Linked DNA regions of Homo sapiens: regions 2 and 3 are each linked to region 1. The links are chromatin loops, found by intact Hi-C in ENCODE. Cell type or tissue: PC-3. All regions are shown on one strand. Links, peaks and the distances in the headings refer to the core of each region. The heading gives the core; the rest is flanking DNA. Region 1 has its middle 130 kb from the start of LINC02516. Region 2 has its middle 68 kb from the start of FAT4. Region 3 has its middle 71 kb from the start of ANKRD50.

What was found. Hi-C counts contacts between places; a loop is a spot of excess contacts. Peaks named below come from ENCODE experiments on the same cell type or tissue, not always from the same donor. Only the 100,000 strongest peaks of a DNase experiment are listed, where the experiment ranks them.
Region 2: it touches region 1 in a loop (4-fold over the local background); 2 of 110 quality-filtered maps call a loop at or near these places.
Region 3: a loop joins it to region 1, with 4 times the contacts of the local background. A loop is called at or near these places in 6 of 110 quality-filtered maps.

The regions. Positions count from the first base shown.
Region 1 is chr4:124,424,135-124,434,484 of GRCh38, reverse strand. No RefSeq gene overlaps it. Among named protein-coding and RNA genes, the nearest start is that of LINC02516, 130 kb to the left of the region's middle. In PC-3, for the core only: no CTCF peak of the experiment used is centred there; DNase peaks (open chromatin) are centred at 1,764 and 5,014; H3K4me3 peaks cover 1,935 bases; H3K27ac peaks cover 6,156 bases.
Region 2 is chr4:125,241,439-125,251,788 of GRCh38, reverse strand. No RefSeq gene overlaps it. Among named protein-coding and RNA genes, the nearest start is that of FAT4, 68 kb to the left of the region's middle. In PC-3, for the core only: a CTCF peak has its summit at 6,734; no DNase peak of the experiment used is centred there; H3K27ac peaks cover 953 bases.
Region 3 is chr4:124,636,906-124,647,255 of GRCh38, reverse strand. No RefSeq gene overlaps it. Among named protein-coding and RNA genes, the nearest start is that of ANKRD50, 71 kb to the left of the region's middle. In PC-3, for the core only: no CTCF peak of the experiment used is centred there; DNase peaks (open chromatin) are centred at 5,035 and 7,005; H3K4me3 peaks cover 293 bases; H3K27ac peaks cover 2,968 bases.

The DNA.
Region 1 (10,350 bases), core at 693-8,692:
GTTAAAGCTAAAATAATTAACAAGTTCTTATGTATATTTAGCCTAATTTCATCTCTGCCAGTTCCCGTCTATCATTTGAGGTCATACACAACAATAACTCTTCTAGTTAATTGCCTTTCAACTAATTGAAGAGAGCTAGTTTTCTCTTCTTTAGGTTAAGTATCTACAATTCATTTTAAATAATTTCTTAGCAAATAAACTGCCAATCAATTATTATCTATATCTGATAGAAATTCTGATAGGAACTCTGAGAGGAACTCAGAGACAATTTTAATGTTAAACATTTAATGTCCATTTCACTGATGAAACAACTGAAACCCCGATCAACTAAGTAAATTTTAAATTAAAATTAGGCTACCTTTTCTCTAAGAATAAGAGTCTATTCTTGATTTATTTGGGTATATTACATGGCAAATTGAAGATCAGTGAATTCACATAGTGAAGATCAGTGAATGCCTTCTGAATAAAAGTTTTTATTAATAACCACGACAGACACTTTGAAATCAGTTATTATAATTCTAGATTATGTTTTCCCACTATTTCCTAGGGCTGCTGTAACAAATTTCTACAAACTTGGAGGGCTTAAAACAACAGAAATCCCTTCTCTCACAGTTCTAGAGTCTCGAGGTCATAAATCAAGGTGTAGGCAGAATCATACCCCCTCCTAAACTTCCAGGGTAGGATCCTTCCTCGCTTCTTCCACATTCTGGTGGCCGCGGGTGTTCCTGGGCTTGCAGATACAGCACTTCAATCTCGGGCTGCATCATCACTGATGTTCTCCCCTCGCGTGTCTGTCTCTGTGTCTCTTCACTATGACATCAGTCATATTGGATAAGGGCCCACTCTACTTTAGTATGACCTCATCGAACTAATTATATCTGCAGCAACCCTATTTCCAAATAAGGTCACATTCTGAGGTACCAGAGTTAGGACTTCAATATATTTGGAGTGGAGTGGAGGCCACAATTCAACCCTCAGTCAAAAGTTAATTTAGGATGTGGAATATGTAAGGAGGGAGACTAAGTCTGTTTCTCCAAATCATTTCTAGATTTCATAGACCATCATTTATTTAACTTGTAATGTAGAAAATTCAAACATCATGAAGGGCTCTTTACCTGAAGTACACTGTACCTTCTTCGATAGCTAAGTTTTAGAAAGTCTGAGCACTTCCTGAAACTCAATTAAGCGTGTCTGTGTGTCTGTGTATGTGTGTCTGTGTGTATGTGTGTCTGTGTGTATGTGTGTCTGTGTGTATGTGTGTCTGTGTGTATGTGTGCATTCTCATGAGACAGCATTTTTAGCTTTCGTCAGAGTCAAGTGGTCCACCACTCTCCCAAATAGGAGAATCTAAAATAGACAAATCAAGACAGCTCTAGGTAATATAATGAATTTTGGCAAGGACAGATCCCCATTACTTACCCATTAATTTTCCAGTTTTAACTTTCTGTTATAGGGGACTATGTTCCTTAAAACTTTTAATTTCAGTGCACATCTAGAGCCTGTGATTTCTTTCATTCTATGCTTTGTAACTTTTTAACCACTTTTCCTTTTTTCATGATATCTGTCTCATTATTCATTCATTTCCTCATAGTCATAAGCTCAGCTTTGCAAATAATAGTTAGATTTGTGATAATCAAACCTATAATGGAATTTAATACTTGACACTGAGCCAGTGTTATGTTTCATTCATCAAATATTTGGTTGGGCTTATTATGTTCCGTCTAGACATTGTACCGGGAAATAGAGATAGAAAAGATTTTTTTTTAATACTGTTCCTTTGACCTCGGGAACTCATAATTCATCCAGCATTTAAAACACTTTATGGTACATATGAATCATCTGGGAATCACGGTGAAATGCAAATTCTGATTCAGTAGGTGAAGAGGGAGAATTCTGAGATTCTAGGCATCCAATTAGTTACCAGATGGTGCCTATGCTGTTGGTCTACAGGCTGTATTTTATATAGCAGGGTTTGGTACAATCTTTCTCAACCAGACCTGGAAGAGAAGTAGGTTCTAATGTCCTAATAATATATTTTCTGTAATGAATTAATTTTATTTCAGTATGCCTAGAATGGTGTGTGATATGTACCATCCTTAAGAGAACTGTGAAAATAGTCGTTAAATCATGTTTTGTTTCTTCTGTGCTTGGGTTGAAGCTCATATCAATTAGGATTAAATTCAGGTTTAACCAACCAGAAGTCTGTGCAATGATTTAGATACACAAGAATTATCTATCTTAACAGAGAGAAGCAGGGGTTAGTAGTCCAGGGTTCCAGAGAATTTTGTTTTTTTCTTCTTCCGTTGTTCTCAGAGTGTACAGGCCAGGTCTTGTGTATGTTGTCTCAGGTTGTAACATGGCTGCTGCTCTGCAAGCTCACATCCACTATCCAGGCTGAAGCCAGAAGAAGTGGGAAGAGAAAAACCAAAGGACAGTGCCCTCTGTAAACCACTTTTAAAAAACGTTTCTCAGCAGGTAAGCTACTCAATCTTTGAGTGTAGAGCTGGATCACATGGTCAGGTCACTGCTAGCCAGAAGTGTGTGTGGAACCTGAGTATTTAAGCCCTATCTGTGGAGTTTTCACAGTAGAAGATGAGAAAGCAATTGTAAATGGTTCTGAAATAGGCAGTCCAGAACTATGAGTTAACTGCACTCATGGAATTGGCATGCTTAAAAGCTAAACAGGAATCACTCATGCTAAAATGTACAACAGTCATGTAAAACAGAAATTCTTTTAAAATGTTCAAGCTTTTTAGAACCTCAAAGTTATAATTTCAGGAACTGCCTATTCTGATTAGATACAGGTTTGGCTGTGTCTGAGACATCCACCTAATGCAAATAGAAGTGTGTTTCTCCTCTTGGTTTCCCAGAGTAATTTTCTTAGTTCTGCAAATTTTTTTGTATGTAGAAATAATACCTTAATTCATACATGAACACATATATTTCATTTTTTACCTATAAAATATCAAAATCTTACATAAGAACATGAAGTTGTAAATAATCTTAACATTGTAAGTACATTGTAGACAAAATATTTGGAATATGTTATTCTATTTATTTATTTATTTATTTATTTATTTTTGAGACAGTCTCGCTCTATCACTGCAGTGCGTTGGCGCAATCTCGGCTAACTCCAACGTCTGCCTTCCAGGTTCAAGCGATTCTCATGCCTCAGCCTCTCAAGTAGCTGGGATTACAGGTGTGTATCAGCACACCCAGCTAATTTTTGTATTTTTAATAGAGGCAGGGTTTCACCGTGTTGGGCAGGCTGGTCTTGCACTCTTGACATCAAATGATCTGCCCGCCTCAGCCTCCCAAATTGCTGGGATTACAGGCATGAGCCACTGTGCCTGGCCTGGAATAGATTATTTAAATATAGTTTTTCTTTTTCATTTTAAAATCAAGTTCTGATATTTATAGCTGGTTGTCTATTTGACTTTAAAAGTCCACAAAATAATAGTATCAATATATAATCTACCATGACTTAAATAATTAATGTATTTTAATACCATTTATCCTGCTAACCACCAGTTGAGGTCCTTATGTTTTCTATTTTCCTAATGAAAAAACTGAAGTTCAAAGAAGTTAAGTAACTCCTGAATAACACACAGTTACTAAATGTCAGAGCTGGATTTGAAACCACTTGGGTTTGAAACTTTCCAATGCCCCTCTCTCTTAGAAGGGATGTGTGGAATTTTCTCTTATTCTGCTTACTAATTACCTTCATGAAATTCATGTTATATGTGTGGAAATAGCAAGGACCCATTATTTGTGTGCATTCACTTTAAAATTAGACCTGATTTTAACAATTAAAAATATGAGCTAGGCTTACTTGTTGGAAATTAGAAATGTATATATTTCTTAACACTGTTATTAGTAATAAAAATTAGAGAAAAAAGGAAAGAGCAGAAGCATCAGGTAAGTAAACAGAGATGTGGGTGACATGTAAAGAAAGAAACTCAAATTATGAATGAATTGCCATCTCTATGATATATAAGTAAAATAACATTTTACTTTAAAAAGTAACCAGGACATTAGGACTAAATGAAAATGAGCCATCAGCAGTTCAAGCATTTTAGATAGTAAATGAAATGAAATATTTAAATTCACATTTAAAAATTATAATTTTTGGTGGTTTTAGGTACAGACATGGAGGAAATCTGAACAATCTGATTATACAGAAAATCTAAATTTTCCATATTTAAAAAATTTACCTCTACAATATAATTACTCTAATAATTAAAATAAATTTTAAATACACTAAATATTTTTCTCTTTCATTCCATTCCACAAAGAATCATCAAGCACCTACTATATTCCAGTCCTTGAACCAGGTGCTAAGGCTGTACTGAGATGTACATGGTCCTAATCCTGCCCTAATAATTCAGTCTACTCGGTCATGAGATGAGAAAACAATTCAAGCACAATTCATGGGGCCACTAGGGGAGCAAACAGGAAATTACTTATTTAAGTCACTTTCAAAAAATTAATAACCTTCAAAATTAGTAACCCATTTTTAAAATCCATTCCAAATGAATAAAATATAAGGCTTGAAGTCTATAAATGGGTAAAGTCCAATTTTCCTGAAAACTTTCCACTGCAAAATGAACACGCTGGAGGAATACAGACACTGAGGCCAGCCTTAAATGAGTTAAAAGGTGTTGCATTAAAAAAAAAAAAAAAAGAAGAAGAAGAAGGAAGTTTTGGTAGTTAAGAGAAAGGATAAACAGTTTATAGTTTCAAAGTTCTTCAACTTTAGAAGACAGCCATAAGAAGGGACATAAAAATTGGATGTGTGTGTGTGTGTGTGTGTGTGTGTGTGTGTGTGTGTGTATGTATACAGTTACATGTTTGAGCAGGAAGTTTGGCAGGCAGAATCTAAGAAGTGAGGAAGCGACTGATTGCCCCTGGGAGTTGGCAGGAAACACACAGGCCGAGGATAGGAATTAGAAGTATTTGATAGCTCAGAGGAAATCATGGCACAGAGAGGGAAATAGTGTAAACACAAGGGTCACGAAATAAAGACAGAGCGCTTGGCTCCCTGGTGGATGCAGGCAGGAACAGAGGCCATAATCCAATAACCCAGTGTACAAAGCACCTCCATCACCGAAGCAGCGGGCTTGGCAGGAAGCATAGATCATACCATTATGTCCTCATTTCTCTCCCCTGTCGGGAACAGACTTTATGACTAAACTTCAGATAGAAGACATTATAGGAAAAAAATTGTGGGGCACAGTTTTAGAAAAAGAAGGAAGATTGCCTTGAGCCCGTTTCACCCAATAACCTTTATGCTACAGATCAGGTTTTGAAGTTAATGGTATTTATTTTGGCTTTTCATGATTGGAACCTGTGATGTGAATTTTGATATCGATATCTAAAGAATAGACTGAGGCTTTTGACTTTTTTTTTTAATTAAAAACTGATTATCAGAGATAGTTATACCCTGAAGCTAATGAAGGTAAAACATCTGAAGGTAAAACATCAGGGTCTCTCACTTGAATTTGGTCTTACAAGACCCTATGCTCAATTTTGCATTTGTAATTTTAATTCCTTTTCAAATTGTATAAAGAATATCCTTTATAGAGAGATTGTTACAAATGCTCTACTTGGCTCATTTTGTCATTATTGACAGGTTTCGTGGGTGGGAACATTTTTTTGCCAGGTCAACGAACCCAAATTTCTACATTCAAAGTGAAAAGGACATGAAATTTCAACTACATTTCTAGAGGAATGAAAAGTATATTTTAATGTATTACATAAAGAAAACTGATCAATCAATTTTGAAATGCTGCAAACTGAAATTCAACAGGAATGAATACTTCAGTTGCTCAAATACATGAGGAGAACTGTGATTGATATTTGTTGGTCTCTGATGTTTTGGCACTACATTACCAGAATATATTTAATTTCTTGTACAAGCAAATATAATGTGTAAGAAATAATTTTGTAAATCAGTTTAAAAATCCTTACTTTGATTCTTATGCTACATTTTATTTTAATCTAAATGAATCTGATACCTCATTTGATTAAATATTCTATCACATAAGATGTTTTGGGCTGCAGGTAATAGAACACACAGGTCAAATGACATAAATTATAAGGGAATTTGTAATTTCACATAATAGGGTGCCAGATACGGCTAGATAGGTCTGTCACAGAGCCACAGTTTAGTGATGCCGTTGTTATTTTTTCATCTGAATTCCTCCCCATCATCAGCATTGTCACCCTCATGATCTCAATTCAGCTGCGATGGTTCCACAAGGCACAGGCAGGCACCACCAACCCAGTGAAGGAAAAAGAGGTGATTTCTTTTGAGTCTCTGTTTCTTTTAGTAGGAAAGCATTAACCCAAAGCCTCCTTCCACTCAGGTCCCAGTTGGTCAGCATTGGTTTCATGTCTTGCCATAGCTGCCAGCTTTCCCAGTGGGCTGTGCCTGGCATTTCCAACCTCTAACAGGGCAGGTGGGCTTGGCAAGGAGAGTCAGGGGAGTTGGGGAATACAGGGAACACAATCAAAGATTGCTACAATTTGCCTTTATTCAGGGGCAAAATTACTTATCCATTTGCTTAATTTTGGTTTGATGGGGTGAGATCTTTATTTTTTCTAGTCTTTTGGGAATATTCTTCAGCTTGCCAACATCTCTGTATTTTCCCCATCTGAATATTGTATTTTTTTATTTCACCACCTAGCAGCTCCAATGGCCACAAACCTTTTTCCAGATTTGTCTGAAATGTTCGGGCTTTTTATATTGATGAAAGTTCCTTTTACCTATAGCCTTTGGCCAAGCTATAACAAATCAACTAAAGTGTGATTTTATATCCCACTGTAGGCCAAGACAGTATGCTGCTGGTTACACAGCACAGGATGCTAACCATTTTACACACAATTGCTTGGACACAGGCCAGGACAATTGGCAATTCCTGTCTCTAGTTCAAATGCTAAGCTGCTTCCTAGAAGAGGTCACAGGAGGTCAGAGGATGTTCCCAAAGGACTTTCCTGTTCAGACTTATTGAGGAATATCAGACTAGCTCCAACTCCAGTTTAGGTGTTTAGCTGTATCTCCAAAGTCTCATATATATTCAAAATGTTTGGGCACTGCTCCTGCACCTACAGGTGAAGGTCCAGCTCCACCCCTTATTTCCTCTAGAAAACTTTCCACCAGCATAGCAGGCCTCACTCAGCTGACTTCTTCTGAGATTATATAATACTTTGTGTCAATATTACTCATTCAGCACTTAATCCTATACCACTCAGCAACACCTTTTTTCAGATATTTTATACTCAAGGATTTTTGTGCCCTTTCCCTAACTACATAATAAAAACTTTCAGATCAAAGACCACATTGTTCTATTTCTCATCATACTGTCTATGTACCTCATTGTCTAGCATAAGACATACATTTATTGAATGAGTGAGTACAGGTTGCAGTAAAAGATAACATAAGGAAAATGCTTTAAAGACTAACACAGTATCATGTGGCAAAACTACTAAGAAAAACTCAAAAACAACATATAAACAATAATTACTATGTATCTAGTCAGTTACTGTGCTAGGAAGGGATATGGTGGTGTCCTAAAGTGAGCAAGACCTCTGCTTCTGAGGAACTTAAAATCCAGTAACAAAGAAATATAATGAATAATCATGAGTAAAATGCAGAAATTAAAACTGTGATAAGTACTATGAGGAAAAGGAGTCTGTACCATATGTTGTACGGTAGGACCTAACCTAACCTGCGGGTGAGGAATGACTTTCCTGAGCAAGTACCATTTGACTTGATACCTGCAGTATGAGAAGAAGATAATTGGATTCAGGTAAGGTGTTCACATGCAAATGTAAAGTTGTGACTGCAATCAAGGGCAAGGTTGATGATGGTAGAAAATGAAGCTGGGAAGAAGGTGCACCAGAGATGACTAAACTAACTGTCCATCAGAATCTGTTTCCCCTTTGAGTAACAGCATATAGCTGCCCAGTCAGAGACTACATTTCCCAGTCTCCTTTGCATCCAATGTGGCCATGTGACTGGTTTCTCTCCAAGGAAACATGAGTATAAGTGATGTTACCACAACCTAGACAGGATTTCAAGGCAGCGGGTATATTTCCTCCACAGGCTCATTCTCCATTCTGTGAGCTCTAATGGTGAGAGCAGTGTGATGCTGGAAGGTGTGTGATCAAAGAGGTTTTACCATCTTCAGCTTGGGATGCTCAATGACATCTTACACATGATCCTCTGCCAACCTGGAGACCTTGTCCTGCTTTGTTATATTAGAGAGGGATAAATTTTCATCTTTAAATCATTGAATTTTGGAGAGATTTTTGCTAAGTTTGCTTATCCTAAATAATGCTAGGGAGTTTGGTCTTTGTACAAAAAAAAATGAGAAATTATTTAAAGATTTTAAACTGAGAGATATGTGATCAAATCAATATTTTGAAAAGATTTCTCTGCAAAGCCAAGGCTATATTGGGGAGCAGTGGGAGGGAGGGTAAGAGAGAATTAGGGGAAAAAATCAACAGAAAAGGTTTGCAGAAGTCCAGGTATGAAAAGTCTGGGGCAGCGGAAACAGAGAACTGGCTGAACTCAGTAGGTGTGAGGTGATATTGGTAGAATTAGGTAACATGTTGAATGGGAAAACTTGAGAGGGAGGTATCTACAAAGACTGCAGCTTTTTTTGGCTCTGAGCACTGGGCAGTCGGTGAGGGTATATTCTCAGAAGGGAAACACAGAGGAAGATCCTGAGTTAAAATTTGAACATATGCACAAATAGATGTTGTTATCATGTACAAAGCACACTCCCTCCTTCCACAAAAATGAAAGGAGAGTGGTGCAGCCTTTAGGAGGTGTCCCTCTGGAGCAGTGTGCTAGAGTGGTTAAAGTACTGAAGCTGGGTCAAATCAGCTCCTTAACTAACCAGCTGGCTCATCTAGGATTGTTGTTTAACTTTAGGTTCTTCAATTTTTATCTGCAAAATAGGGAAAATAATAGTACCCGTTGCATAGGTTTATAATGAAGATAAATGAAAAAATATGTATAAAGCATGTAGAAGGATACGTGCATCTTAGTAAGATTGCATTGCTTGTTACATCTTATGCAGCCCAGTCATGTGCTCTTATATTTTACCCTGGTTTGTAAGTATCATCAACATATCATATGCTATTTAGGTGACAAATATATATTCAGTTAAGGTATTGTTAATTTTAGGATGCATGCTCTATATCAATAATAAGTCTGGCTTGGTCACTGAATTCCAGCTGGACACTAATGACCCAATTTCTTGATACTCACACTCAGCAAGTTTGATTTCAGCCCTGATTTTTAGATGAACACAAATTCTTAGCCCTTTCATATAGGGCTCCACATTTAAGCCCTGTGATATAGATAACTTTTGGTCTTCCATAGTCACTTGAGTCTTACTTAACCTGCTTCCATCAATTCTAAACCCAATATCCCCTCTACAAATACTTTCTTTATCTAATGTCTTCACTCTTTCAACTTGGTTAACTTTAATAAATCTTTAATTCTTTTAGTTACTTTCTTCTTAAATGAATCCATAGTCGTTCCAATCTTCTTCTTGCAAGCAGCTTTATACACAGTATCTCATTCCCTATCATTCATCCCATTAGCTTTCTGTCTGGTGCAGCATAGAATTAGTCTCACCTTACATTCATTTCAGCATGATTAAGAGAGAGGAAGAAAGGAAGAAAAAGAGAACAACTAAGGGGGAAAAGCAATATATGCTTTTCATTAAAGTTATTCCCCTAAATCCAAACATTTCAATGCTTCATGAACATTGTAATATAATATTTTAAGGCTATTCACAGGGAACCCTTTTGAATTATCAGTGATGTTCCCCACAAAGCAATTCTCCACTTTTTCTTGGGAAAAAGGTTTTTCCAGAATATGTCCTAATGCAGATTTCACCTTTGTGACATACACCATTTTAGACTGCTGGCTAATTTTGTCCCAAAGTGTCACTTTTTTTCATTCACTGCATTCTTATTTTATACCCATATGAACTTTTAAAGGTATATATTCATGTAAGTAACATAATACAATTAAACTATCATAAAATTCCAGGGAGTTTATAAAGAGTGCAGATGGAGCAGAACAGGATCCATGTAGTTCTGATTACTTGACTACATATCCCCCTAACATCAGAATAATATCACATCTTCATAGCACAGCAAGATGTACTGATAAATAAATAATTTTTAATTTTTCTTTACAGAAATATTCTACAGGCACCTTTCTTTTTTGAAGGCTATAACTTGCAGAATTGAAGTATGCCAAATTCACTCACTCCTTAATTAACTCCTTCCATTCATTTGTGTAATTATTCATCCATTCACTCATTT
Region 2 (10,350 bases), core at 2,351-10,350, 820 kb before region 1:
GAATGTTGCCCTGATTATGTACATGGCTATGGCATCTGACATTCCCTCCTATAGGTCTTTATGCATCTTTTTAGATATTTTAAATATGGTTAGGCCTCATATTATCTGGAAGGGTTAGTATGTTATAAAGCTACCACCTTGCAACTATTAGGTACAATATTTTATTATATATTATAATATTTATGTAATATTATATAATAATATATTATATATTATATTTAAAAATACAAAGAATATATTGTCCTCAGCAATTTACAATTTAGTTGTAGAGATAAAATATATCATTTATAGAACTACCATTAAAGAGAGTGTACATAGATACACGGGGTGACCATATGCCCTAGTTTGCAGGAGGCAGTCCTGGCTCACACCAGTTCTCCTAGCATAATTAATTCTGACTCTTTCTCAGGCATGTTCTGGATTACAAATTATATTGTCATTTATTAGGAATGCCATAAATCAGTGCTCTTTGCAAGGTGGTACCTTTAGTGCTACACAAAGATATTATAAGGAGTACTTGAGCAAGTAAGTGTTTTTTCAATTTCTATCTGTCCTCCTTAAAATGTATTTATTTAAAAGAACTTGCCTATACTTTGCTTTTTTTCCCCTCATTATCCCTTTCAGGAAAGTAGATCTTCCTTTCTGCATAATAAACACATACCATTCATTGATCTAGACTCTTACCAGGGTACATTTCCTCAGACATCAAAAACAAACAAAAGGGTATATTTTTTTCTTGAGGGAGTGTTTATAGAAACATAACCAAAGAATATTGAGTGAGGCAGAAATATATTTCACTTAGGTGGCAAACTCATGAGTAGATAATATGGTTTCTATTTCCTATTTGAGAAAGTTGAAGTAAAATGAGAATGCTGTGCAGATAGGAGGGAGGGGGGGCCTGTTAAAGTATCTCCTAACTGAAGAAAAAAAAGAATCTATTTTTCTTTTACAGAATGTAACTCTAATTTGGTGGATTAGTTTGAAAATGAGAAGTGGCTCTACCAATTACATTATGTAGCAAACATTTTCCACAAATTTAATGATCAAATATGCACCTTCAAGATTTTAGCATATTAAAGTCTCAAGTACAATAAATAATATGCAACTGGGTCATTTGAAAGCATTTACATTTAAGATACATGAGGGAAAGTGTTAAAACAATTCCCACAGACAATGAAATATTAATGTTCAGAGAGAAAGGTTTTGCTCCATGTTATAACAAGTATAAGCTCCATGTCTTAACTTGAACTTGATGGAGTAAAATAATGATGTTATTGGGCAGATACTTAGATGAGAGGAGAGAACAATTTAGATTAGAGCAAAGAACAGTTAAAGGAGTAAAGCTGGGACAGAATCAGGCATGTTCCAGAAATGGAATATAATACTATATCCATTTAGTCATTCATTTTTAAATAAGATATTTGAGATGAATTCCTCCGAGATTCAAGCACTAAACAGAATACAGCCAGATAGTTTGTCTACACTTTTCCCTTAGCCTATCCCACTCTATATTTGATATTCCATACTTATTCTATTTGTTTTACACTTATTATTTCTTAAACTTATAAATGTCTAACTACATAAGTTACATTTTTGTTGTAGAAACAGGTCTTGATATGTTGCTCAGGCTGGTTCCAAACTTATGGCCTCAAGTTATCCTCCCACCTTTGCCTCCCAAAGCATTGGGATTACATGCATGAGCTACCACACCTAGATTAATTTACTTTTTAAAATATTTATTGTTTGTTAACTTTTCTCACCAAATAGCACATAATTCCTGGGAGGGAGGGGATTTTGTTTGCTCTGTTTATTCGTATATCCAAGCACCCAGAGCCATGCTTTACCTGTAGAAATCCCCAATAAATACTTCTTGAGTGAATTATATGTATGTATTTTATAACGTCCTTAACTCTGAGTTTTAAATAATTGCAGACTTCATAGAGGAAGTCAGATTTAAATTTGGTCTTGAAGGATGAGTAGAAGCTAGATAAGAAGAAAAGATACTGTTCCTAATGACATGTTTGAACTTATCTTCCTCAATTCTCCACCATGTGTACTCTAATAGAAGCACATTTTCTTTATTATTTCCTGCCTCTGATCTCATGAAAAATATGTAATTGTTCTTCCTGTTGGGAGGTCTTCATACAAATTGCTGCAGATATTCTTAACTTATTTAAGAAATTTTTAAAATGTTTTGCCAATCTTGATTTTCTTCTTTATAATTTCCAGTTCTCAGGTATCTTGCAAAGTTATCACTATATATTTTGCCTTAGTGATTTGCACATGGGCTACACATTATATTGCTGAAACATATAGGAAAATGGTTGATTTAATTAATTTATTAATAATACTGTGTTGAATATTGTTTTGGTTTAAGGAAGTACAGTAAATTATTCTTTGAAAACATAAAATCCCCTTTTAAGATCAAATTATAGTCCGGCCCGGTGACTCACGCCTGTAATCCCAGCACTTTGGGAAGCCTAGGCAGGTGGATCACGAGGTCAGGAGTTCAAGACCATCCTGGCCAAGATGGTGAAACCCCGTCTCTACTAAAAACACAAAAAATTAGCCAGGCGTGGTGTTGGGTGCCTGCAATCCCAGCTACTCAGGAGGCTGAGGCAGAGAATTGCTTGAACCCGGGAGGCGGAGGTTGCAGTGAGCCAAGATTGTGCCACTGCACTCCAGCCTTGGCCACAGAGCAAGACTCCTTCTCAGAAAAAAAAAAAAAAAGATGGAATTTCTATCTAAGTGTCTTTTAAAACCCTTTTTTAAACCCCTTTGGAACTACAGCTCTTAAGAAAAGTTGAGTACTAAATTTTCCTTGGGAGCAAAGTATCCCAGCTTAGTCGAGGTTTATGAGGTCAGATTTCTACTTAAGTCTATAATTCATTCTTTCAACTTCATTGAAACTGAAAAGGGTAAATGCTATTTTTTCAGTGAATAAAATCCCCAGCTTAGTGAAAGACTTGGTTCGATCTGGATTAGTGGTCTATTAAAGTTCATCTCCTGCAACAGTAAAATTTGTCTGACTTTACTTGGCTTCATTCACCATTCTTCAAGATTCAGTGTACAGGTCCTAATCTATTAGGGATCCTTTCCTAACTTGTCCATCAAGTCTGGGTTTGGAATATGTCTTATAGCATCCTTGCTAAACTCCAACACTAGTGTACTCAACTAGCTGTTCTCAAAGTGTTTTCCCAAGAACAACAGAATCAGGATTACCTCATAACTTGCTAGTAATGGAAAATCTTGAACTTCCCAACAGACATGTTAGAAATTCTGGGGCTAAGAGTCAGCAGTCTGTGTATTCAGGCATTCCAGGTGAATGAAGACCAATGCACTAAACATATTCTATTTAATATTTCATTTACCTATTTAGCTCCTAGCACAGTATTGATTGGCTCATAGAACATCTCCAATAAATATTTATTATAACAACTATCAAAAAAAGTTTAGGCTATATAAACTTATGTCTAGCTAAAAATAGTGTTACAGAAAAAAATTATTTTTACTCTCTTAAAAATAATTGATAAAAATTGAAGAATTTATTTTTGAAAGAATAGTGAGTGAAAAGTACATTTTGGAGAAAACAAATAAAAAAATCATTGATGAGGCTAACTATTGTTTAGTCTAATTATTTTCCACCTAAAATTTGTGGATGTGTTTCCTTTGCTATTTATTTATTTATTTATTTATTTAATTTATTTATTTCAAATTGACAAATACAAATTGTATATATTTATTGTGCAAAACAGGATGCTTCAAAATATGTATACATTGCAGAATGACTAAATCAAGCTAATTAATTATACTCACATACTTTTTCATGTGGTAAGAACATGTAAAATCTACTCTCTCAGTGATTTTCAACTATACAATAGAGTGTTATTAACTATTGTCATCATGCTGTACAATAGGTCTCTTAAACTTACCTCTCCTTTCTAGCTGAAATTTTATATCCTTTGACCAATATATTCCTAATTCACTAACCCATCTCCTACGCCCTGGTAACCACCTTTTTACTCTCTACTTATATGAGTTCAATATTTTTTTTTTTTTTAGATTCCCCATATAAGTAAGATCATGTGGTATTTCTCTTTCTGTGCCTGGTTTATTACACTTAACATAATGCCCTCCAGATTAATCCATGTTCTTGAAAATAACAGGATTTTCTAAAAGGCTGAATAATACTCCATTGTTTATACATATCACATTTTCTTTATTATCTATTAATGGACACTTAGGTTTTCATATCTTGGCTATTTTTACTATTTATGCTGCAATGAACATGAGGGTGCATACAGCTTTCCTTTGTTTTGGATATGTACTCAGAGTTGGATTGCTGGATCATAAGGTAATTTTATTTTTAGTTTTTTGAGGAACCTTCATACTGTTTTCATAATGACTGTACTGATTTACATTCCCACCAAAAGTGCACAAGGTTTCCGTTTTCTCCACATCTTCACCAACACTTGTTATCATTTGTCTTTTTGATAACAGCCATCCTAACAAGCATGAGGTGATATCTCATTAGGACTTTAATTTGCACTGCCCTGATGATTAGTGATAATGAACATTTTTTTATATAATTGCTGGCCATTTATATATCTTCTTTTGAAAAATGCCTATTCAGGTTATTTGCCCATTTTTAAATCAGCTTATTAGTTTTCTTGCTATTGAGTTAAGTCTCATATATTTTAAATATTAACCTCTTTTCAGATGCATGGTTTGCAAGTATTTTCTCCTGTTATATGAGTTGTCTCTTTATTCTGTTCCTTTTGCTGCCTAAGAGTTTTTTTTTTTTTGTTAGAGGTAATCCCTTTGCTTTTCTTTCTCATTAATCTTCTCTATAGTAATATGATCATAGTTAATATTTACATAGGCTTATTCTTTTATGAACCCATTTAATCCTCACTAAAACTCTATTATCTGTATTCTTATTTTATGGGTGAAGAATTTGAGACAATGGTGGTAATATACCAAAATTACCAAGTGGCAGAACAAGGATTCAAAATCAAGCAACCTGGATTTTACTCATCTTGTGTAGTTGTAACTTTATACCCATTATTTCCTTGATTGCGGTGATGGCAGCACTAGCATATACATATATCCAAACTCATCAAACTATATACATTATTTATGTGCAGGTTTTAATATACCAATCATACCTCAGTAAAGCAGAGTGGGGGAGAAAAAAGGCCATTAAGAAGCAAAGTAAATGACAAAATAAACGACATTTCTCAATGAGCTAGAAAAAAAAAGAAATAGCAATATTTCATTTCATTAACTTGTTGATGGGAAAGCAGTATGGTAAGTCACTTTAGAAAAAAGTTTGGTAGTTTCTAATTAAGAACATGCTTTCCACACATCCTAGTACTGTACAAGTATTTATTCAAGAAAAATAAAATCTTACGTTCTCACAAACACACAAAATTTAAGCAATCTGAGTTTAGAGTTTATCTTCCAACTACAACTGAACATTTACTTTGTATGCATAGTTTTTAAATATATATATGTAATTTGAAAAATATTTCTAGACATCCTTTCTGATTCATGAAAAATCATTGATAATTCAGAAATGACAAATTCTTCAACTTTATTCTAAATGCAATATAGCATTTCTGTTTACTAACTTGCCTACCAAACTGTCTTTGGAGCATAATGTAAATTTATGCTTCATTAATGTCTATGTTAACTGATATTTACTTGCTCATACATTGATAATTGTTCTTCAGAATTGCTTTTCAGATTTTACATTTTTTCAAAAGCATCACATCTATCTAAATGCATTCATCTAGTAATTCGTATTAATTCTTGTGACGACATTTTGTGATGGTTACTTGAATCATCATTAAAACGTTACTTGTTTCCATCAAATAAAACATTGATGGAAAATGATTTCAGTTTGCATTACTGGATTAGAAATAGTTTCCTTCAAATTTTAAGTAGTCCAATTTCTTTCTTATGTAAGAATTATTTCCACAGTATTCAAAGTAAATTGGGACTTCTCTTTTGTTTTATATTATCTTTTTAAATTCTGTGGGTGCAACAGATTCTCATCTTGTTTCAAAATTTGTGATAATGTTTAGAATTCACAATACAATTAGATTAGGTGCTTGGAAGTCAGAATTCACGTATCTGATAGCTGAATGTAAGAGCTCTCATATCAGTCAAACTCACATGAGAAAGAAAGAAAATTTCAAGATATTCAACACTTTATTATAAAATAGGCTTTATGTTAGATGATCTGATCCAGCACCTCAAGAACGTATCACTGCATATCACTAACCCAGGAAAAGATCAAATTTCAAAATTCAAACGAAGTATGGCTTCTACTGACTGTACATTTCTTTGGCACCAACATAAAGTCAAAAAACTGTAAATAAAACTATCACAAATTGAGGACCATCTGTACTAGCATTTATAAGAAAGTTCTAATTCATTGCTAATTAAACATGTTCGAAAAGTAAATTACCATTCTTGTGATGATGTATGATTTGGCTATCTATGCATCTACAGTTCCTTATAAACCATAAAAGTCAAGGTATCAGTTTCTGCTTGGCTTAAATAGCATGCATGTTAGTGTGTACAGCCATTTTTGAAAAAGGGGTGCTTTCTGTGAAAGACAATATTAATCTCTCATCAATGGAGCTAAAAATGTCAGTAAACCATTTAAGTTTATTTTTCTTTGGATTGTCTGTCTCCATCCTGTTATTTTAGTTTTTGCATCACTAGGGGCCACTGTTGTCTTTTAAATATATTTCACAATTATGAACGTCTTTAAATACTATATCTGAGTAACTTCAAAATTGATCAATTTTAGAAATAGAAGGAGGTCATGTATTGTTTTTTAGGCAGTCTGCCTACTTGAAATGTTTTAAAATGATTTTTGAGTAATCTTAAAACAAAATGTGAAATTTTCTTTTAAAAATTGAGTCACTATATATACAAATGTAGATGTTATTCTACAAATTGATATTTATTTTACTCAAAGTCTCTGTTTATAGTTATAGAAAGATCACAAACCTACTTTCAGTGAAATGTCTTTGCAAAATAATGAATTATAAAATATGTTAATAGTAATCAAAGATAAGAAAGAATAATTAAAGCTATTGAGTGCCAAACATTGTTCCAAGAAAACTCCACTCACTATAGCATTTAATTCATATAACAACCCTATGAGTTATCTATCAATAATATTCTCAATGTATAGTTGGGGGCACAGAGGGCTTAAGTAAATGGCACAATTTACTTAACCATTTTAATGTACTTAACCAATTTAATGTAACCATTAGCATAATGTTACAACAGTTGACTAAAAAAAGTAGTAGATACAGGATATATGTGTATGTGTATGTACATATAAAAATATAGAGAATTATGTGTGTACACACATGCACACACACATTTTGATAGTGATGTCATTGTTTAGATCTACACAGCATCTGAGATTTTACCCTACTTGTAAGTTAGAAAATTAGCCTGGAACTGTTTTATATATGCTCATAAAAAAACACAAAAGTCCTGTAAAGGAGACAAAGGACTATATTACTCACAGCAAATGTAGTAGCCAGAGCTTCATATTTATACCAGTTTCCTCTGTCCTCCAGACCCACGGGTGTTTATACATGCAATGGATTGTACCGCAGCAGAGAAACATTGAGGTTGGGGAATGTATTGCTTTTATAGCAAGTGGGAACAAGCCTGCTTTCTGTCCAGGGGCAGATGCTACCTCTTCTCAAGGTTGGACACCATAATCACAACCTTGGAAGATGGCTCAAATAGCAGTCAGGACTTTGCATTTTTAGAATACCCAGCAAGAACATGCAGGAATGTTTAGGCTCCATGGCAGAGTGCCTGTTCAAACAGTCATCCATTGATTTTAATATGAAGTGGTTTTCATTTAATTTAATATTTTTATGGCTCACTCCTCAACCTCCAAAGGACAAGAAGAATGGATGACCGATGGCAATGCTGTAAAAGCAAGATAAAGAAAACTCTTCATATTTCCTCTGATTGCATTTCTTCTCATTTCTTGTAGGCAATATTGTTTGGCAGACTCAGCTTATTTTTGTTCTTGTTTTTCTAGATTGTTCCATTACATTTTCATTCATTTAATAAGCTTTTACCCAGTGCCCAATTTGTGAACAAATTTGGCTCACAACCTCATAATATAAATTTTATTCAATATAATTATTTTAGAATTTAATGGTCTTTTAAAATCTCTAATATATAAGAATGTTATATTTTGATTTTTAACTTTATATCTAATACCATGTGTCAAAAATAAATTGCATTTATAAACTCTATCCATGATTTTATATATGTTATAAGCTATACTGCCACTTAAATTGTTTCTTGTTTTAATTTGTGATATATCTTCTATTTTTCTCTTAGGTATTCCTTTGTTGAAAGCTAGTAGTAGTTTCTTAAAACTATTTTATTCACAATATTCATTTTTTTCAATAGAAGATGATTTAAAATTATTACTTATAATAATGGCATTCCAAAACAATGCTTTATTTACCTTACTATTTATCTTACAATCTTCTTTAGTATTTATAGCATCATCTTTTACCAGAAATTACAGATTTAGAAAGCTAACTTCACAACTGGATTTCTAAGTGTCTATAAAATCCAGAAGTCAATGAATATAACTTAAAAATAAATTTTAGTATGAGACGTGGGTCTTTATCACCGTAAAAGTATAAGAATTCATTTTCCATCACACTATGGATTCGAAATCCTTAAAGACTGGCACTACATTTTATTTCTTATGTTATTTTTTTCATGGAATACAGGAAATCACATGCATAATACATTTTATTAGGACAAAAAGTTTAAAAATAAACTTTAGAGAATGACTCTGATACTGGAATTGATAACTCTAAGTTATTGTCTGAATCCACACCAATTTATCATTTTTTTCTGGTGAGAGTATATCCTAGGATCTAATACCACATTTCAAATATTAGTTACATGACATTGGGCTGTTCGTGTCAAGCTTCTTGCCTTCATTCATTTTGAAAAAAAAAAGTTAAAAACTATTATTGAGAAGCTTCCCTGAAATTATAGGTAGAATTAACACATACTGGTAAACAGAATGTATATTTGATTATACAAATTTATCACTATATATTTGTACAGAGTTTCTACGTTTAGTAAAAATTCCAAAATTCTATTTTTTGAATTAAGAATTTCAACTTTTCAATTTAATTTTTTGGGAAACTGTAGACTTCTGTAATTGTCAGAAACTTTGAAGATTACACTTGTCTACCTCATTCAGAGAGGAAGATGTGTCTGAAAATACACTTCAGATGTGGCCATCATTCTTTTCATGAACATTGCCCATGTATTTATGCAAGTACATGGAGACAAATTTATTTTTCATGTAATAGGTACATAGGTATCTATTCATTCAAAAATGTTAAATTAACTTAAAGAAACATCATGCTATGAAGGAAAGAATATGGGTCTTAGAATTAGACGTGTTGTATCATTGGGTCTACTATATACTAACCACAAATATTTGTATTTATTCTTTCTGAATGCCAATTCCTTTAATTTTTTCTGATGTTAAAAATGTCAAGATGAAAGTGTGAGACAAATAATACTGTCTTAACAACATAAATTATTACATAGGTTAGACATCTAGAAGTCTACCTAGAAAAGTCAGTCAACATTGTCTACTCTTTTCGTGATTCTCCTTATATCAATTTTTACAATGCTTTTGTGGTTCAAAGTAATTATACAGCATTCACACACACTATCTTATGCACAGAAAGAATGTAGGCTTTTAAATAATAAAAAACAATTGCAACATTCTGACTTAAAGAAGACACTTTTCATATTTCACTTTAAGCTATTCCAACATATTTGTGCAGAGTTAATCTCTCTTTGTATTAGTAAATATAATTCAGAAGTATTTTACCAGACATTTCTTTCTTTTAAAGAAGTGTGGGTAAACTTCAGATCTATTGCTTTAGGGCAGCTCTTTTTCAATTGTTATTTAATGATGAAACTGTACTCTTTTTTAATCCTGGGCAAGTTTTGTTTTGTTTTGTGGGTTTTTGGTTTTTTGTTTTTTACAATTGCATGTTTATTTACCTGGAATTCTGATGTGAAAAAAGATCAAATAATGATAGAAGCATACTTTCCTTTGAAAGCAGATATTGATATGTCACAATGAATCTTTATTCTCTACCACTGCTACATCTATAATTAATTCACAATGGGGAAGAATTGATTACTTTCTTTATGCTTCTAATCAAAAAAATTCTGCCTTAAAAATAAATTAGCAGTGATAGAACAACTCTGAGGATTTACCAGCACTATTCAAATATCTAATCA
Region 3 (10,350 bases), core at 1,101-9,100, 210 kb before region 1:
TACTCTGCCCTGACCTCTTTTTATTGGAGATAATTAAGTTGAATTCAGTTGATTCTTTTAAGAAGAACTTAGTAGCTGACACTGAGGTCAAAAAGACCTGTCCGTTTGTCCTCTAATTATCCAACAAGCATGGAGAAAAAGGAGGTTTCACGTATGCAAAAAGAACAAGTGTGGGCTGTCAGCCACACTTCATATCACAACCCTTCCTCTGAGCATTAACCATACATGCTACTGGTGCAATAATAATAATAATAGGTATTTGATTTGCGACCTGGTAATGACTCCTTCGATGTAAATTATGATAGAAGCTGAATTAAAAACAGATGAGTGGGAAAACTAGCTCATTAAAAATAAAATAGGCCGGGTGTGGTGGCTTACACCTGTAATCCCAGCACTTTGGGAGGCCAAAGCGGGCGGATCATGAGGTCAGGAGATCAAGACCATCCTGGCTAACACGGTGAAACCCCGTCTGTACAAAAAATACAAAAAATTAGCCGGGGGTGGTGGTGGGCACCTGTGGTCCCAGCTACTCGGGAGGCTGAGGCGGGAGAATGGCGTGAACCCGGGAGGTGGAGCTTACAATTGCAGTGAGCCGAGATTGTGCCAATGCACTCTAGCCTGGGCGACAGAGCGAGACTCCGTCTCAAAAATAAATATATAAAATAAAATTGGGAAAACAAAAGAAGAGCTATACAAGGATGAAAAATAAAGCATAATCTTAGAACAAAAATAGAGGCCCTACAAAGGAAAGCAAGATAAAGTGACAAAAAATAATCAGTGAAGCCAGATGTGGTGGCTTACACTTGTAACCCCAGTACTTTGGGAGACCAAGACTGGGGGATCTCCGGAGGCCAGGAGTTTGAGACCAGAAGGGCAACATAGTGAGACTCTGTTTCTACAAATACAAATAAACAAACAAACAAAAAACCAGATAAACAATCAATAAAGTCTATGATTTTACTCTAAGGTTCTGGACTATATCTCTTGATTTGTGCAAAAAAAACATTATTATTCATTAAACTGTAAAATAAACTTTATTCACACATTTCTTATATGCTTTTTATTTACATTTCTCACACTTAATTTTTTCTATTTAATTGTAGTCATGCTTATTTTCCAGTTAAATTCTTAATTAATCCAGAATGATTTTTAGTGTTCCTGGAACATTGAGAATTTATTTGCCAAATGCATACTAATTGTGAAAACTATTAGACTGGCCTCACTTAAATACAAGAAGAAACCTATTTATTGTTTCATCATCTTAGGTTCAATGCATTTAATGTTTGTCTTGGACAATTCTGTTTGTGACCAATAATGCATTTCAACTTTCCAATGGAAATGTCATTTATTTATTTAGTCAATAAATGCTTATTGAATACTTAATATCCACTAATTTCCATGTTAGAAAGTGACTTTAAAAAGCCCAATTTCTGCCCACAAGGAATTTATATTCTAACAGTCTCTTTTTTTAAACAGAGAGTAGAAATGTGATACAGAATAGAATTAGAATGTGTGCTCAATGACAGCAGAGGCCATTTCTCTTTTGTTAACATCTTGCAGTTCTTGGCATAAAGGAGATGCTCAGGAAGTAAGTCTTTAATGAATGAATGAATCCTTTGAAATAGGTTTCTAACCAGAGATAGACAAAATCTAGAAATGTAGGGTGTTTTACTGTTTTTATTTATGTGTTCAGTAGTATCTTGTTTCTAATCCCCATAAGTAGAGGGACATAACCATGCTTTATGAAAATGCAGGTGGCCACAACACAAAAACACACATGACCTTGTGGGGAGTGAGACGCAGACTGCCCAGAATGCTGGCTGATTATGTTAGAGTTCTTTGGCAGAAAGAAACAAAAGCCAACTTCAACCAAAAGAAATGTATTTTGGGGATATTTGAATCTCACACAATTCATGGGAAATGTGAGGAACCTGACCTGGACATAGACAGAGTTCAAGTTATCTATAGATTCTAGGAAAAGGATGTACAGAAATAGCAGATAATACTTGTTTAGGGAGTCACTGCTGGGGATGAATCAATGTCAATTGTTTTCATTGTCTTTGTTTAAGTTCCAATGAGTTCAGCCTGCATCATGCCTCCATGTCTTAGCTAGGAGAGGGCAGAACACCTAATTAAATTCCTGAAGATAGTATCCAATGGGGAACATGTAATTCTCGAGAGGGAACCAGAGTACCATTAGGAAAGGGAAATAAATTCTAGGAAAACTCCAAAGAAACAATGCCAGCTATACTAGTTATATGAACTGAGGCATGTCAAGTGCTGCAAATGGTGTGGGATTTTACTCTACTTAGAAGCTCACAAGTTAGCCAGCTACTATCTCATAGATGCCAGCAGAAGACATAAGACTTCTGAATTAGAGACAAAGGACTTTATTACTCATAGCACAGCAGGCAGCATGAGCTCCATCTTTGCATTGGTTTTTGTTTCACCCTAAGCCCCACTCGGATGATTTAGAGGCAGGCACAGGAGAATGCTGCATCCACAGAGGCTGCGCTGAGGAACCCAGAGACTAAGAAACCCTCAATCTTCTAAAAGGGCTGCTAACAGACTAGCTCAAATTTTGCCCCGGAGAGAGCTATTGTCTTTATTAACTTAGACAATAAAGAAATTGTCCTCTGCGCTGGAAGTAGGTATTATACCTGCAAGGCTATTTACTACACAATATCTTTGGGGTTTTAAGTATTATATGTTTATATTATATATTAATTTTTATTTTATATATATAAACATATAATATATAAATATATATAAACATATAAATACATATTATATATAAATATATATATAATATAAATATATATATATATATATTTTTTTTTTTTTTTTTAAGATGGAGTCTCACTCTGTTGCCCAGGCTGGAGTGCAGTGGCGCAATCTCAGCTCACTGCAAGCTCTGCCTCCCAGGTTCACGCCATTCTCCTGCCTCAACCTCCCGAGTAGCTGGGACTACAAACACCTGCCACCACGCCTGGCTAAATTTTTTTTTTTTTTTGCATTTTTAGTAGAGACAGGGTTTCACCATGTTAGCCAGGATGGTCTCGATCTCCTGACCTTGTGATCCGCCAGCCTTGACCTCCCAAAGTACTGGGATTACAGGCGTGAGCCACCGCGCCCTGCCTATATTTTTATATTTACTTTTTTTTTTACTTTTAGGTTTGGTGGTCCATATGAAGGTTTGTTACATAGGTAAACACATGTCACGGGGGTTTGTTGTACAGATTATTTCATCACCCAGGTATTAGGCCCAGTACCCAATAGTTATCTTTTCTGTTCCTCTCCCTCCTCCCACCCTCCACCCTCAAGTAGACTCCAGTGTCTGTTGTTTCCTTCTTACACAAATATCTTTGAAAATGTAGTAGAGAATGGAAGTTGTCACAGGATGGTCAAAAACATGAGACCCCTGGAGAATTGTCTCCCAACAAAGTAAGAGTGTGGGTTAAGATGAGTAAAGGAATACTGACAGATGAATGTCTGATTTAAGTCAAAAGTAGAAGAGAAAGCCAATGTCCAAAACATTAGAACTAAAGGTCAAAAGAACTAGAGGATAAAGATAATATTAGGGTCACAGAGCTAAGAAATTTGGCTTTTGCAGACTCAGAGAAAGCCAGGTGCAGCAATGGAGTTATCCTAAAACCCTGATTGTTATTTGTTGCTGGTGTGGGTCAGGCTGGCTTATAACATCAAGAACAGCATGTACATTTTTTGCCTCCATCTGTGTGGTGGAACTTGAAAAATTACATACATTTATTTGTGAAGAAGGTGTGGGAGCATGTAGAGATCAGGCAGAGCTCAGTTTAGGATTCAACCAAGAGTTCAACTTTACTCCATTGCCTCGTTATTAAGGACTTAACCTCTGACATTGCCTTAGTGAGAGAGCATTTATCTATGATGCTGCCTTCAAGGAGCGAGCTCTTCTTTGGTGTTAATTACTAGCATAGCAGCAGGGCCTTTCATAGACTTCTAAGAGGGACGAACACTGTGGTCATCAGGCTTTAAAATATTTTCCCCATCAAGACTTACTATGTATGATATAGATAACTTCTCTGCCTATGCTCACAGGTACTTCCTTGGAGAACAGAAGCCAAATTCTGTCATTGTTTGTCTCAGCCCTCCCCACAGGGCAGTGATGAGAGTACAAATGTGGGACCTGACCCAAGAGTGACACCCTAGAACCTTAATGAGAGAAGATAGGCAAGTATGGGCAAGGTCCCTTATTCGCCCTGCCTACACCTATTTTTAATGAAAGGTGCCTTTTAGGAAGAGTTGAAGAAGCAGTTCTTGGTTTCTGTTTTAAAAATACATCAGTCTGTTAAGGGTAAACATTAGTATTAAAGATAAAAAGTCTGAAGGTAAAGCACGAAGTTATAGTGGTTGAAGTGAGAGTCGGGACTTAACAGCAGTTAGCCCCATATAGGCGAAAGATTCTACCTAAGCAATTGTAAAAATATTTTTTAAGAGAAAGAAAACCTGCTAAGTCATTTTTGAAATTTAAGCAATGAAGAGCTAGAGAGAATTAAAATAAAACCTCAACTATGTAAGAATTGTATAATCATTTATAAAGTCTGATACAGCGTTTTTCTGAAGTATTTCCCCTTTTTTTATGGTGATCCTATTCAAATGTTAAATAAATACAGTAGCTCATAACATATGAAAGAAAAGTTTGACTCATTTCACTTAAAGCTGTTATTTAGGATGTACTTAAGTCAAATATATTCTCAATGGAGTGCTTAATAATGAAGACTTGAAGGTTATACAAAATTTCCTTCAAGGTGAAAAGTAATTTTTAAACAAGAATAACTATTTTTCTAAGGTCTGAAATGCATATTTGGGTTGGTTTAAGAACTCTCACTTTTTCAGTCAATTGGTTATTTGTTGGGAATAACAGTTATCCCTGCAATGGATGATATTCTGATCCTATTTCAAATAATAACTTAGACATAAAATTTGTCTTGAATCAGTGGGTTTTCAAACCTGGCTTGTCATCTGAATCACCTTGGCAGCTTCCCAGCATTTCTGAAAATCAGCGATGCTTACAAGTGCTGCATTGGGTCATCTAGTTCAACTTCCTCCTTTAAGAGAATGACTCAGAAAACTTAGTCTCATTCATATGACAGATCTTCTTAATCCATGTTGAATGATTTTCCATCCCCACCTCAACCCCTAAGATTTTATGTTTCTACTTTCACATCGATTTTACTAACATTCTTTCTTCCCTATAAGGGAATCCACAGTGAAGATGCATTATTTCAGAGGAGACTGGATCAATATTCCTTCTTCAACCTGTCACACAGAGAAGAGAGGCGCCTCTGTTTTCCCATCAGGGATGAGTACAGGAAACGGCAGCATATTTTCCACTTGTGAGTAATTTTTTATCTAATTTTTCAAGTTGAGAAAGATCACCATGCTGTATGAAATATAACCACAACACATAAGACATGTTATAAATTTGAATGTGTGTAGACTAAACAATATTATGGGGTTTTCTACCATTACCCTCTATAAGCATATCTAAATATCTAAAAAGCCTAAATTTCTATAAAGAAATACGTGTCAGAATTAGAGCAAGAAGTCTATCAAATGCAAGGAAACCTTTTATTTTACTTGCGTAAATGGTTCAGAGTTCCTATGTACATTCTTTACCCGGATTCTTCCAATGATAACATGTTACATTACTGCAATACATTTACTAAAACTTGGAAACTGACATTGGAGCAATACTGTAACAAAATCATAGACTAGTGTTTCACAAGTTTTTATATGTACTCTTTCTCTTTTTTTTTACAGTTATATGAAATTTTATTACATAGATTCTGAATTAGTAGTTGATGTAATTAGAAACAACAACAACAAAAAAAACAGTGGAGTTTGCAATGAAGAAGTTTAAGTTATTACTGAGTGCAGACAATGTCATTGTATACTTAGAAGAGCCCAAGTGAATAACCTGAAAAACTACCTGATAAGTAATGAGAGGTTTCAATAATGCAGTAAAGTAAAAAATACGTATTTTCAATCATTCTTACATATACAAACAATAACTGAGTACAACATGTAGTGTAACAAATATACTAAAATAGCATTTTTTAATCTATTAGTATGGCAAAAATCTCAAAACTTGATTTAAAAAAATCTCTTTTTAATAAACTCTATGAGAAATAGGCATGCTCACACATTGCAGATAGGAGTAGAAACTGCCACAATCCCTACGAAAAGCAATTTACTTATGATATTAGAAAATTATAAATTCATTTACTCTTTGACCCAGCAATCCCATTTTGGTAGTTTACCTACAGATATGCCTATACCTGTTTGAAATTATGTATATACAACTTTATTCATTGAAGCATTATTTGAATAATTAAAAGATAATTGACCAACAATAATGAAAGTATAGCACAAAAATAAAAATGATAATGGCAAGAAATTTGAAAACCATGCCCATTAGTAGAGACTGATTAAATAAATTATTGTCTATTTAATGAAACGTTCTGCAACTGTAAAAAAAAAAAAAAGAATGAGGTAGCTATTTATGTACCAATCTTTAGTAAAGATTAGTAAAACTCTCCAAGATATTCTATTATGTGAGAAAAAAACTTGGTGTAGAACAGTATGTATCTTATGCTTCCTTTTTCATAAGAAAGGTGACAAAATGTCTTCATGAAACAACCACTGGAAGGGCACATAAAAAGCTGATCACATGGTTTATGTATGGAAAGAGGGGAATAGAAACTCTCAGCTCACATGGCAAAGATGGAGGTAGACTTTTCACTGGATACTTCTATTTATTTACCAAGTGAATGTATTCTCAATTTAAAATAAGTCAATGAAACTGACAAATTTGTTTCTTTGAACTTCTTTTTCAGCTCAAATTTTGAAATATTATTTATTCGTTAGGGGCCCTTTTAGTCATTTTTTTCTGAATGCAAGTAGGTCCCATCTGCCAATTTTTACATTGGCTGGAGTCATGCCATGGTGACTCATTACAGTGTCACCTTAGCATGCCATGGTTGCAATCCCATGGACTAGCTAAGGATGCAAAACTTATTTCCTGCCTGAACTGCAGGACTTAGTGAAGGCGTGAACTTTTTTAGTCAGGCTTAATTTCAAATCTGGTATTTACCATTTCCTAGCACTTTGACCTTAGGCAAATTACGTAACCTCTCACATCTTGTTTCCTTTATTTAAAATTAAGATAATATACTCACTACAAGGTTGTGAAGATTAAAGGAGTTAACATTATGAAACACCTGTTGAAGCACTAAATAAATGTTAGTTGCCCTTTTCTTTTTCTCTTTGATTTCCACATGGCTTGCTAAATTAGGCAAACTATTTTAAATTAACTGACTTGAGTCAAATGTGTCTCTTATTTATTCATTAATAACTTTTATAGTTATTTGAGGAGTTGATTATTATGATTACGAGTAGTTCTGATTTAACTCTACTCATACAAATTCTGCTTTTTTCTGATATTGTGACTAAGACTATAATTGGCCATCTAAATGTTCAAACTAGTTAAATAGTCTTAATGCATAGCATATTCCTTCATAAGATGCTAATTGGTGGCTTATGGATTTTTTGGAAAAAGTTTATTTCATCAAAACTCTAAATAGATTTTTGATACAGACAAGCTTATCTTTTTCCCTGAGTAGTCAGAATTGATTTTATTGTATGAAACTATATGCTTTGATTTAGAGGCTAGAAGTAGAACATTTATTCCTGAATAATATCATGTTAGTAATAGAGGTGAGGCAGAGATAAATAAGAAAAAGATGAAAGCAGATTAAAAGTCAGATTAACATCTGCAATAAACTTTATCTTCAAAGATTAGTAAATATTCTGAAATATTCTCCTTAGAAAAATGAAGCTACAAGTTAGCTCATCCAGTAGGTATCTGTGATTTATTTGAGAATTCCCAAGCGTACAATTACTGAGACTTATTAAAACTAATGAACTGTCAAAAAAAAAAAAAAAAAAAAACCTTGTTCTGACAGTTCTGACAAGATGGTAAGGAAGACTTTATTACAGAACCATTGCAATAGGTATAAAAGCTATCAAAATACTGGAAAGAAATCAGGCTCAATTCTGAATACAGCAAAAACTAGTGGGAGATTTATAACAAAAGAGCAGTTTGGAGAGTCGTTGGTAGACAAAAAATTACTAAAAGGAGACATGAAGGGCAGCAGGGGTTCTGGTGAAACTGACCTAACAAGACTCTTGCTGAAGGCAGGCCAGAATGGTCAGGTATTGATGGTAGGGCATGAGGAATCTGATTATTAATAGATACTAAGAGTGATCAAATATCAAGGGTTGAGAGATTCTCTCTGAATTAACTTAGCAGGATTCTTGCTATAACTGGACCCCAGGAAAACAGGGAAACCTGAGGTTGAAGCCTAGCTGAGAAGAGGGCTCAGAGGAGCCTGACTACAGTTTGGTCAAAGAGAGTCTTTGTCAGAAACTTATAGCTGAAAGTCAAGACTAAAAAATGAGACACGTTTACACACTTCTTCAAAGGGCTGGCATTTGGCCCCCAAATTCATTTCTGAAAAATTATCCTGAAATTTAATGTTATAAGTGAAATGGTTATCCTTGAGGACAATCTATAATGGAAATAATATTGCAAGATTTGTAGCTGTGTTTGATTCATCACAGCATTACAATATGAAAAAGAGCCAAAGGACGACAAAAATTGCATATTGACGAAATGAACAAAGCCAGCTTTCTCATCATCATCTCTTGCCTTTATTGGATGAAAGCACTTTTCACCAAGTTCTGAGAAAAAAAAATATGTCCTTAGAACCATGTTGACCAATAACATCACAAATGGCCCCTGTAATTGTCTCTAAACAGTATTTTTTTAAAAAATAGAATGCATAGAAAAAAAAAGGACCAAAGCTTTAGTGTTTTTGTTTTGTTTTGTTTTGTTTTGTTTTAATGGGAAAAGCCTTTCCTTGATGTGCATGAAGATGCAGTTTCTATTAGCCTTTATGTGGGACATATGCCTGCACCGATGGTGAATTCTTTCAATCAAGTTATAGGTAGAAAGGTCATAAGAAAGAGAGAAACATTGGTATGAAGCTTCTTACAGAGCATGTTGTTGAAAATGTAACCAAATCCATCACCTCAAGCATTTATCCTTTGTTTATGTTATGAACATTCTACTTTTTAATAATCTTAGTTATTATAAAATGTACAATAAATTATTGTTGACAGCAGTCACTGTTGTGCTATCAAATAACAGATCTTATTCATTCTAATGATACTTTTTGTTCCCATTAACCATCCTCATTCTCTTCCTCGCTCACTATCCTTCCCAGCCTCTGATAACCATTCTTCTGCTGTCTATCTGCATGAGTTCAATTGTTTTAATTTTTAGTTCCCCAAAATGAGTGAGAACACACAAAGTTTGTCTTTCTGTGCCTGGCTTATTTCACTTAGTATAATGATCTCCAGTTCCATCCATGTTGCAAATGACAGGATCTCATGCTTTTTTTATGGCTGAATAGTACTCCATTGTGTGTATGTACCACATGTTCTGTATCTTTTCATCTGTATGCGGACACTTAGGTTGCTTCCAAATGTTGGCTATTGTAAAAGTGCTACAACAACGCAGGAGTGCTGATATACTGGTTTCCTTTCTTTTGGGTATATACATAGCAATGAGATTGCTGTATCATATGGTAGTTCTAATTTTAGTTTGAGGATCTCCATACTGTTCTCCATAATGATTGTACTAATTTACATTCCCACCAAGAGTGAATGAGAGTTCCTTTTTCTCCACATCCTTACCAGCATTCTTTTTTGCCTCTCTCTTGAATAAAATCCATTTTAATTGGGTGTATTCTTTTCAAGCCACAGGCAAAAACATTCATCTACCTTCCCAGTTTAAAGTATCAACTCTTAGAATTACTGGGAGGAAAATTAAACAGTGTCTATCAGTTTTCTACAACAAGAAATTGAGAATTTCACTTTTTCTTGATCATCTTAACACATTTTAATATTTTTTCCCCAAAAAGGAAACATCTTTTAGGACACAGAGTTAGTTATCCTGGGGATTTGGAGAGACAATCAGCAGGAGTTGGTACCCTTGCTGATCCCAGGCAAGAGGAAAGTTAACCCTGTAATAGCTTTGGGGGATTGAGCCATCTGGTTTTACAGTTCATTACCCTTTCACTCTCAGGAGCAACACATTCTGTGAGGAGTTGCTCTTTGCCTGCTGAGTAGTTTAGAATGGAATCTAACAGTGGGATTAAATTCATTCTGCTGCCCTGCAGGTTTCCATCCTCAGGGTGCCCTCAATTTGAAGAATAGTAACATCAGCTCAGGAGTTGGGGA